Linked DNA regions of Homo sapiens: regions 2 and 3 are each linked to region 1. A link is an interaction called in ENCODE POLR2A ChIA-PET data of the cell type or tissue named here. Cell type or tissue: MCF 10A. All regions are shown on one strand. Region 1 overlaps IFT27 (intraflagellar transport 27). Region 2 overlaps CACNG2 (calcium voltage-gated channel auxiliary subunit gamma 2). Region 3 has its middle 5.8 kb from the start of PVALB.

Region 1 (2,500 bases):
ACACTGGAATGGGAGCTGTGGGGCCAACTTCTGGTTCACAGGACTGGTTGTGAGAGCCACATGAAACAATGTTCCAACAACATCTGAACCCAGAATATTGCATGCAAACGTCGAGGGTCATGATCACCGCACACAAAGCACTTGTATTTCTTACTAGTTGAGATACACCTTTTCCCAGGGTTGGCTGGCTGATCTGCTTTCCTGTTATGTCTGAGCAGCTACTGCTATACTGAGAAGAGATCTCGGGTAAGAATGTAAACATCAGTTCCAAATGAGACTCTGCATATGGTGGAATAACAGCTCCCTGCACGTGAGGTCATGTGCAAGACCGCTGCCAGCAGAGGCCCACTCCAGACTTGGCGACGAGGCAAGTGGAAATACTCACCACGGATGTTTCAAAACATTCCAGGCCCTGGCCCAGCGCCCATGCCCGGGCCTCAGCTGAGTCCACTGCTCGTCTGCCGGCCAGGTCTGTCTTGTTCCCAACTAAAACACCTACTCAGAAGAAACAACCAAAATATGGCACTTCACTGTCACACTCTGGAAGGACAGCGGGCGAGATGAGAGCACTATTTTTGAGGGGTGTAAAGCATCCTCTGAGAGCTGCCTGACTCGAGGTGGTGAGCCCCCCCACAGGGAAAGCCGGGGGTCTCTCGTGATGGCCCCAAGGGCCACAGAGAGACAGGTGGGCTTCGCTTTTCATGCACAACTTCTGCTAGGTCTTTTTCTAGACCTCACGTGTATCTGTCTCCCTTGCCTCCTTAAAGGGCTGCAAACGCCTGAAGGCGAGGGCCAAATTTATGTGAGCCTTTGTAATAATTCTGAGCACACGGAGCAAACTGTAAACTGGTCATTAATAGTAATCTAAGGACTCGGCTCGGAGTCAGGGATTCAGAGGTAATTTAGTTCAGCTCCCAGCTGCATCAGCTGCAGCTAATTTTTGAGCCTGTCTCTGGAGATCACTTTCCCCGGTCTATAATGAGGAGAATTTGTTGATCTCACATAGGGACGAAAAATAAACTGATTTAAAGCATTCAGAAGTGACAACAGGCTTGAATGTTTACTTGTACCCCATATACAAGAGAAAATTAGGAACTCTTCCCTGGGGTTAGCTTTCTGGAATTAACAACTGATATTACAGCACCCTCCCGTTATTGAGTCTCCCCACAGCCCTGCCAGGTGCGTGTCCTCATTCCCGTTTCCTAGACTGGGAGAGGTGTGTGTGGTGACTCACCGAGGTTGGCATGGCTGCTAAGTGGCAGGGCCAGTGTACGCCTTAGGCCATCAAAGTCCAAGCCCAGGGCCCCTTCTCCACCCACAGCTACCTCTGCAATGCCCTTGTGCTCTTGAACCAAAGGACAGAGATGCCGCTGGGAAACATGGGTGTCTGCAGCCCGTACCTGGGAGAGAGATGCCTGGAGCCTGTGACCGAGCCTTCTCCAGCCACTTGCTGCAGTTGTTGAAGGATTCTTCATTGGTCACATCATAGACGAGACATAAGACATTGGGACTCTCCCACTGTGCAAGAGGGACAGGATGAGTATGGGTCAGTAACAGGAAAAGTGACTTCAAGGCTGGGAGACAATTTGGCCTTCCAAGGGAAAGGGTATGGGGAGCAGAGGGAAACAAGAAACGAAAACAGCCACACCCCCAGATGTCCAACAATTTCCCCAAAGGAATGAACGGAGGGCCACGTTCAGTGGCAGGAGGCAGGGCTGGGGCGGTGCCGCCAAGGACAAGAGCTCATGTCTGGGCCAGGCTCTGCTGGGCACTTCCGTGCCTCACTGTGAAACCTCCCAACTCGGTAGAGTGTCTGAATATTTCCACTTTGTAGCTGAAGAAACCAAATTCAGGGAGGGTAAGTGACTTGTCCAGGCCTGACAGGCTTTAAAAACAAAGACAACGATGACAGAGATGGGGGACGACTGAGTTCTTCTCTACCCAACAATCTGCTTTCACCTGCAGCTGGCCTCATTCATTCATTCTCCACTCATTCTTATCAAGAGCCCACCACCATGCAAGTTACATTTTTGTGCTTTGCAGCCCTGAAAGAAGATTCTTTCTTCATTAGCCAGCCTGGGAAGCTTGTTTGCTTGCATCTTCTTAATAAGGGCTGGCTTGTTAAAATGCAGAGGGCACTTTCTGCTTCTCTTGCCATCTCTGCATCAGCCTAATCCAAACCACACTGACAACTGGACAGGGCTCCATGACCCAATTAAGAGCCAAGGCTACACTCTCAGGGGCTGTCGCCTTCAGGGGCTGCTCAGAGTCCTGGGATGTCCTGCTGCCTGCCCCTGGATGTAGAATGGCCCTGTACAGGCTGTGGGTGCGCACCCTGGTGCTCGTGACTCTTGGCCATGCTCTGGTTTCTGGATCCCCCAACCTCGCACAATTAGGACCTGGTTTATTTCCGGGGTGCCAGTAACCTCCCAGGGTACAGAAGAGAATCCTTTTCCCTCCAGATTGGATTCCCTTTCAGATCCTTGGAAGGCGGGCCCAG
Region 2 (2,500 bases), 180 kb before region 1:
CTGGTTGTGTAAATCAAGTTAAGTTTCACTGTAACACAGCCACACATATGCCTCCATATTGTCAGTGGCCACAAGAGCAGAGTTGGGTAAATGGGACAGAGATTGCATGGCCCACAAAGCCTAAAATATTCAACATCTGATTCTTTACAGAAAAAGTTTGCCGACCCCTGCTACAGGTGTTCAAAAAATATTGTTGGATTAAGTCAACTCAAATCAGACCTTCAGAATCCTGTCGTTGCCAATCTGAGTCCAAGTCTTTTGTCCAGGGACACCAAAATGAACCAAATACTCTATGCTCTATGCTCTTCTTTCTTAAAAACAAGGAAATGGAGGCATTGAGTTGTTAGGAATTGCTACTGAAGAATCCTCTATCTCTTCTTAACAAAAAGCATTCATTGAGCTGTTATAAGGGCAGCAATGAATGAGACAAGTTTTCTGCCCCCAGGCACTTACTGCCTAGCAGATAAAGCATGACATCATTCGAGCTCCACCTGGTGAGCCTTGTGCTCCGGGAATGTGGCTCCCAGTGTGGGGCTTGGCTTTGCCTGCTGGCTTCCCCCTTCTACATTCAGGCCTCACCTCTGCCATGCTGTGTCTCCCAAGTTGAGCTGTTTTTCCAAGGGCCCTCCCTGCCAGGCTGTGCTCTTCTTGGGGGCAGGCCCCATCCATCTTGGCCTCCCCAGCACGGAGCACAGGATCCAGCACACAGAAGGAGCTCAACCCACGTTTACCGCACAGCTGGGCTCCTGCAGCCCCACCCCAGACACAGTCGCAGGTAACAGGTAACCACAACCAAATGGCCTTTTAGGAATTCCAGTTAAGAGCAACGTCTTGAAGGAATTCATAAAAGGAAATGAAGAGCAGGGTATGATATTTTTTCCTTTAAAAAAAAGAATCTAAAAATTGCATCGTGTTCCCTCCCTCTTTCTTCCCAGCTGCCTGGCTGACTTTACATTCCACGGGCTTTTCAATGAAACCAGATTCCAGGCTGACCTGAGAGCTGGGCTTGATGTGAGAAGTAATTATTGAAAGAGACAGGGGCAATCTATATAATAAAATGCCTCCTACATGCTTCATAAAAGTGATCTGAGGGCAATGGCAGTCCTTGTGCTGTTGGGAAGGGGAGGTGGCAGGGCCTGGAGCAGAGGCGGGGTTGCTCCTGGGAGGAGAGCAAACCTCCTTCCAAAGAGATGGCCTGAGAACCTCGGCTTTGCTGTCCCAGGCCTCAAGGACTCTCAGCCCCTCTCTTGGAAATCCCTTTCTCAGGGAATAGGTAGCCTTGTTAGTTTTTGCTGATACTTGAGACATTTCCTTGGAGCCTCAGAATGCTTTCTCTTGATAATATGTCTCAGGTGGATTTAAGATTGCAGCTGTTACATCAGGATTTAACTTTGACTTACTTGACTTGCGGGGGAAGAAAAAATCTCTCTCTTTTTTTTTTTTTCATTAGAAGTTCCAATCTGGCACTGCCTGGTGGGTTACTTCATCCAATTATTCAAGAAATATTCACTGAGTGCTTATCACATGCCAAGCACTGGGCTGAGAATATAATGGTGAATGCTAGGGTGAGTCCATACCCTAGCAGAGTTGGGAGATGGTTACTCAAATAGCCAAGGACCCTACAGCATGATAAAGTACCGTCCTCTAGGAACTCATGCAGAAGGCAGGAAGGACTTCCTGGAGAAGGTGATGTTTTAGCTGAGACCTGGAGGTCGACTGAGTAGGAGTTTGCCAGACAAAGACGGGCAGGGAAGGGCATTGCAGGCAGAGGGAACAGCACATATGAAGGTCTGTACTCCGGAAAGGAGAGAGGCTTAGCTTTTTCCTGCCCTCTGCTGTGATGAGGGCCTCTAGGTAGGCCTGGTCCTTGACTCTGTGAAGGATGGAAGGGCAGGGCCCACCACCAGGAGGGAGATAAAAACAATCGTGTGCACTCACGGAGGAAATATTCTGCTGTGTCAGCTTCGTAATCTGCATCCTCTGGGAAGTGATCAATTTGCTTGCACAGACCTTTGAAATTCCCTGCAAAACAAGGGGAGAAGGAGCACATGAAACATCATAGTTTTGGGGGCGCTTAGGGCCCACCTGCCTCTTCCCAACTTCTGGCTCTTTGGAAACTCACTCAGCCCTCTCCCTCACCCCTGAAGGAAGGTTTCGCTTTGTCCGTTTGGACATCTGCCTGGTGAATCACAACACACACACCCGCAGTACTGCAGAGAGGATCTAAAGCCGACGACTTCAAAACGCTGCCTTCTGTCCCTGCACTGAAGCTTCTGAGGATTAGCGGAGGCTTGGCAGCAGTGGAGGTTTGATTCCGAGCTGGGGACTGCCACGCAGGAGGCCGATGAATGCTCCTCAGCCCGTCTCTGTGCCCCAGCATAGCTGGGAGTCATCCTGCATTTTACATGTGAGAAAGTAGCAGATCACTTTCTAAAGGGGACACACCCCGCACTGGTGCTGCCAGATGCTGCCACAGCCCTTTAGAAGAGCCTGCAAAACA
Region 3 (2,500 bases), 59 kb after region 1:
ACGTTCGAAGAAATAGAATCTCAGAGAGGTTTAGTGACTTACCTAAGGTCACACAGGTAGGAAGTAGGTGGGAGAGCTAGGATTTAAACTGAGCACTTCTGATTCTGGAGGATCTTTCCCCCTACAATACTTAAAGTAGGGTAGAGATGTCCTAAAACCCGAGTCATATATCTGGAAACATGATCTAGTTTTTTTTTTTTTTGTTTGTTTGTTTTTTTGCTCTGAATCTGTGCTGATTGAAGCAGGCTTCATTTTATTAATTTGGTTAATTATACAAGGGCCTTGATGCCAGAAAATGGGTTTATCAGTCAGGTCTGTTTTTGCCTGTAAGTGATGAGAAAGTCTGACTTGGGCTGGCTTAAGACAGTGGGGGATTTGCTAACTCGTGCAACTGAAAAGTCCACGAAGGTTCAAGCATGGTTTGATCCAGAACTCAAATGCTGTCAGGAAGATGCTGTTTCTCTTACTTCTCAGCAATACCTTGTGCCACTCTCTCAAACTGGTTGACCCCTGAGGGTGGCAAGATGGCTGTCCCTGCAATGCTACAAACTTTCAGGTCCAAGTCCTTTGGGGGAAAGGGAGTCTACAGCCCGAGAGTTTGCTCAAAAGTCCCAGAGCTATACAAAAATTAGCTGGGCGTGGTGGTGTGTGCCTGCAGTCCCAGCTACTCAGGAGGCTGAGGCCGGAGAATCTCTTGAACCCGGGAGGTGGAGATTGCAGTGGGCCGAGATCACGCCACTGCACTCCAGTCTGGTGACAGAGTGAGACTCCGCTCAAAAAAAAAAAAAAAAAAAAGTCCCAGAGCTGCATTCACTGGTTGTGATGAGCTCAGTTTGGCCCATGTCATCCCTGAACCTGTCACTATTGATTACAAAGGGAGCACAGGCCTGTGGCACAGGATACCCTTCAGGCTTGGAGGAGGCAGAATGTCAACATCATTGGAATGGCCTGGAGAGGGAGACTGTCCCTGGACAGAGAGGTGAGGGGCTTTGAGCAGTCAAAGCCCACGAAGTCATTGTTGAGGTAAGTCCCTGGGGGCTGCCCAAGTGTGCCAGGCACATGGGAGGTTCATGCCCTAAGTCCTTGGTGAGTGTAATGACAGTTTGCCTGCATCAAACTTCTAGAGCATGATTCACTCTGAGGCCCAAAGTTGCTTTCCTGGACTTAAGTCCCCTCCCACCGACCCAGGCCCATCCTGCTCTGCGTGAGACCTTACAGACTCCACCCGCCTAGGACCTCTGCTTAAAGGCAGCAGCAGTGCCCAGTGGAATTTTCCTCTAGCTTCAGGGTTTCTTACTGTGAGCAGGGAGGAGGACCCTGAGTAGCTAGCAGATGCCGCAATCTCACACTGACGCCCCCTTCTATCCCCTAAAATGAGGCGTGGTCTTTAGCTGATCACGTTCACATAGTTCCAGTAACATATATGTTACCAGAGTGGATCCCACTATCTTTTTCTTTTATACAGATGAAAAGTTTTTACAGATGAACCAAACTGAGGTTCAGAGAAGTCAAGTCACTTGCCCAAGGTCACGCAGTTCGCCAGGACCAGAGCCTGGTCTGTCTGCCTCTTCTCACATCCAGTGCTCTCCCTGATGCCCTCTCTGGCCTCCCAGCTGGTGGAGGGGAGGAGGCCAGTGTGTGCGGGCCAGCAGTCTCTCAGCTGCCGCCTGCCAGGAGATAAGTATTCAGCTGTTAGCTTCGCTGCTGCTATTTCATGAGTTCACACTATTTCCACCTGCTGTGGCTGGGAACAGGATACAGAGTTCCCCACATCCAGGGCCCCGGCAGGCTGGGTGGACATCGCAGGATCTAATGATATCGATGAGATCAGCCCTGTGGGATGATGTGTATTAACTCAAAGGAATCTCGGCTGCATTCCTGAGAGCCGGATCTCAGGAAGCCTGTGGCCTTGTTTCCCTTTCCTCCCCTTACCCATGCTTAAGCACGATTTCCTCCGGAGAGAGCGGCCACAGGGAACACAGTCGTGAGGATGGCAAGGGCAGGCAGACAGACGGCCCTGGGTCCCTGCCCCGGCTCCACCCACTTGCCCACTGTGTGATCCTGAGCCAGTTGGTTCACCTCTCTGGGCCTCAGTTTTTCCACCTGTAAAATGGAGCTAAAGAGGAAGCCGTGGTGAATACTAAATGAGATCGTGTCTGAGAAAGGCTATAAAATCCGACACAAATGATAATAGGGTTGCCATTGTGAGGAGCAGAACTTGATCCTGGCCTGCCCCTGAATGAGAAGACCTGGAATAGCTTTATGGATAGAAACATGGAGAGCCAGGGGTGCCGGCCTCTGAAAACCGCTGACTCTCCAGGAAGGTCTCCAAGGCCAGGACCCAGTGTCCTTGCTGGGGAAATGAGGAGCCACACGGAGAGGAAGAAGGGGAGAATCAGAGAATGTGAATGCTGGAAGGGGCTGGGGCTGGGGGCTCAGACGCACTGTGGTCTGGAAGGGCCTGGGGCTCTGGAAAGAGGGTGGGTTAGGGCTCAAGGGG

Evidence for each region. ChIA-PET counts read pairs that join two places held together with the same protein. Peaks named below come from ENCODE experiments on the same cell type or tissue, not always from the same donor. Only the 100,000 strongest peaks of a DNase experiment are listed, where the experiment ranks them.
Region 2: POLR2A ChIA-PET joins it to region 1 with 6 read pairs; 6 of 35 experiments call an interaction of 5 or more read pairs at or near these places.
Region 3: POLR2A ChIA-PET joins it to region 1 with 5 read pairs; 5 of 35 experiments call an interaction of 5 or more read pairs at or near these places.

Annotation. Positions count from the first base shown.
Region 1 is chr22:36,762,519-36,765,018 of GRCh38, forward strand. IFT27 (intraflagellar transport 27) reads right to left here. Exons shown (of 7, transcript NM_001177701.3): 5 at 1,401-1,518; 6 at 386-495. All of the region lies in intron 2 of CACNG2-DT (CACNG2 divergent transcript), which reads left to right. Among named protein-coding and RNA genes, the nearest start is that of IFT27, 12 kb to the right of the region's middle. In MCF 10A, no CTCF peak of the experiment used is centred here; a DNase peak (open chromatin) is centred at 1,233.
Region 2 is chr22:36,585,527-36,588,026 of GRCh38, forward strand. It overlaps CACNG2 (calcium voltage-gated channel auxiliary subunit gamma 2), which reads right to left. Exons shown (of 4, transcript NM_006078.5): 2 at 1,939-2,022. Among named protein-coding and RNA genes, the nearest start is that of EIF3D, 58 kb to the left of the region's middle. In MCF 10A, no CTCF peak of the experiment used is centred here; no DNase peak of the experiment used is centred here.
Region 3 is chr22:36,821,601-36,824,100 of GRCh38, forward strand. No RefSeq gene overlaps it. Among named protein-coding and RNA genes, the nearest start is that of PVALB, 5.8 kb to the left of the region's middle. In MCF 10A, no CTCF peak of the experiment used is centred here; no DNase peak of the experiment used is centred here.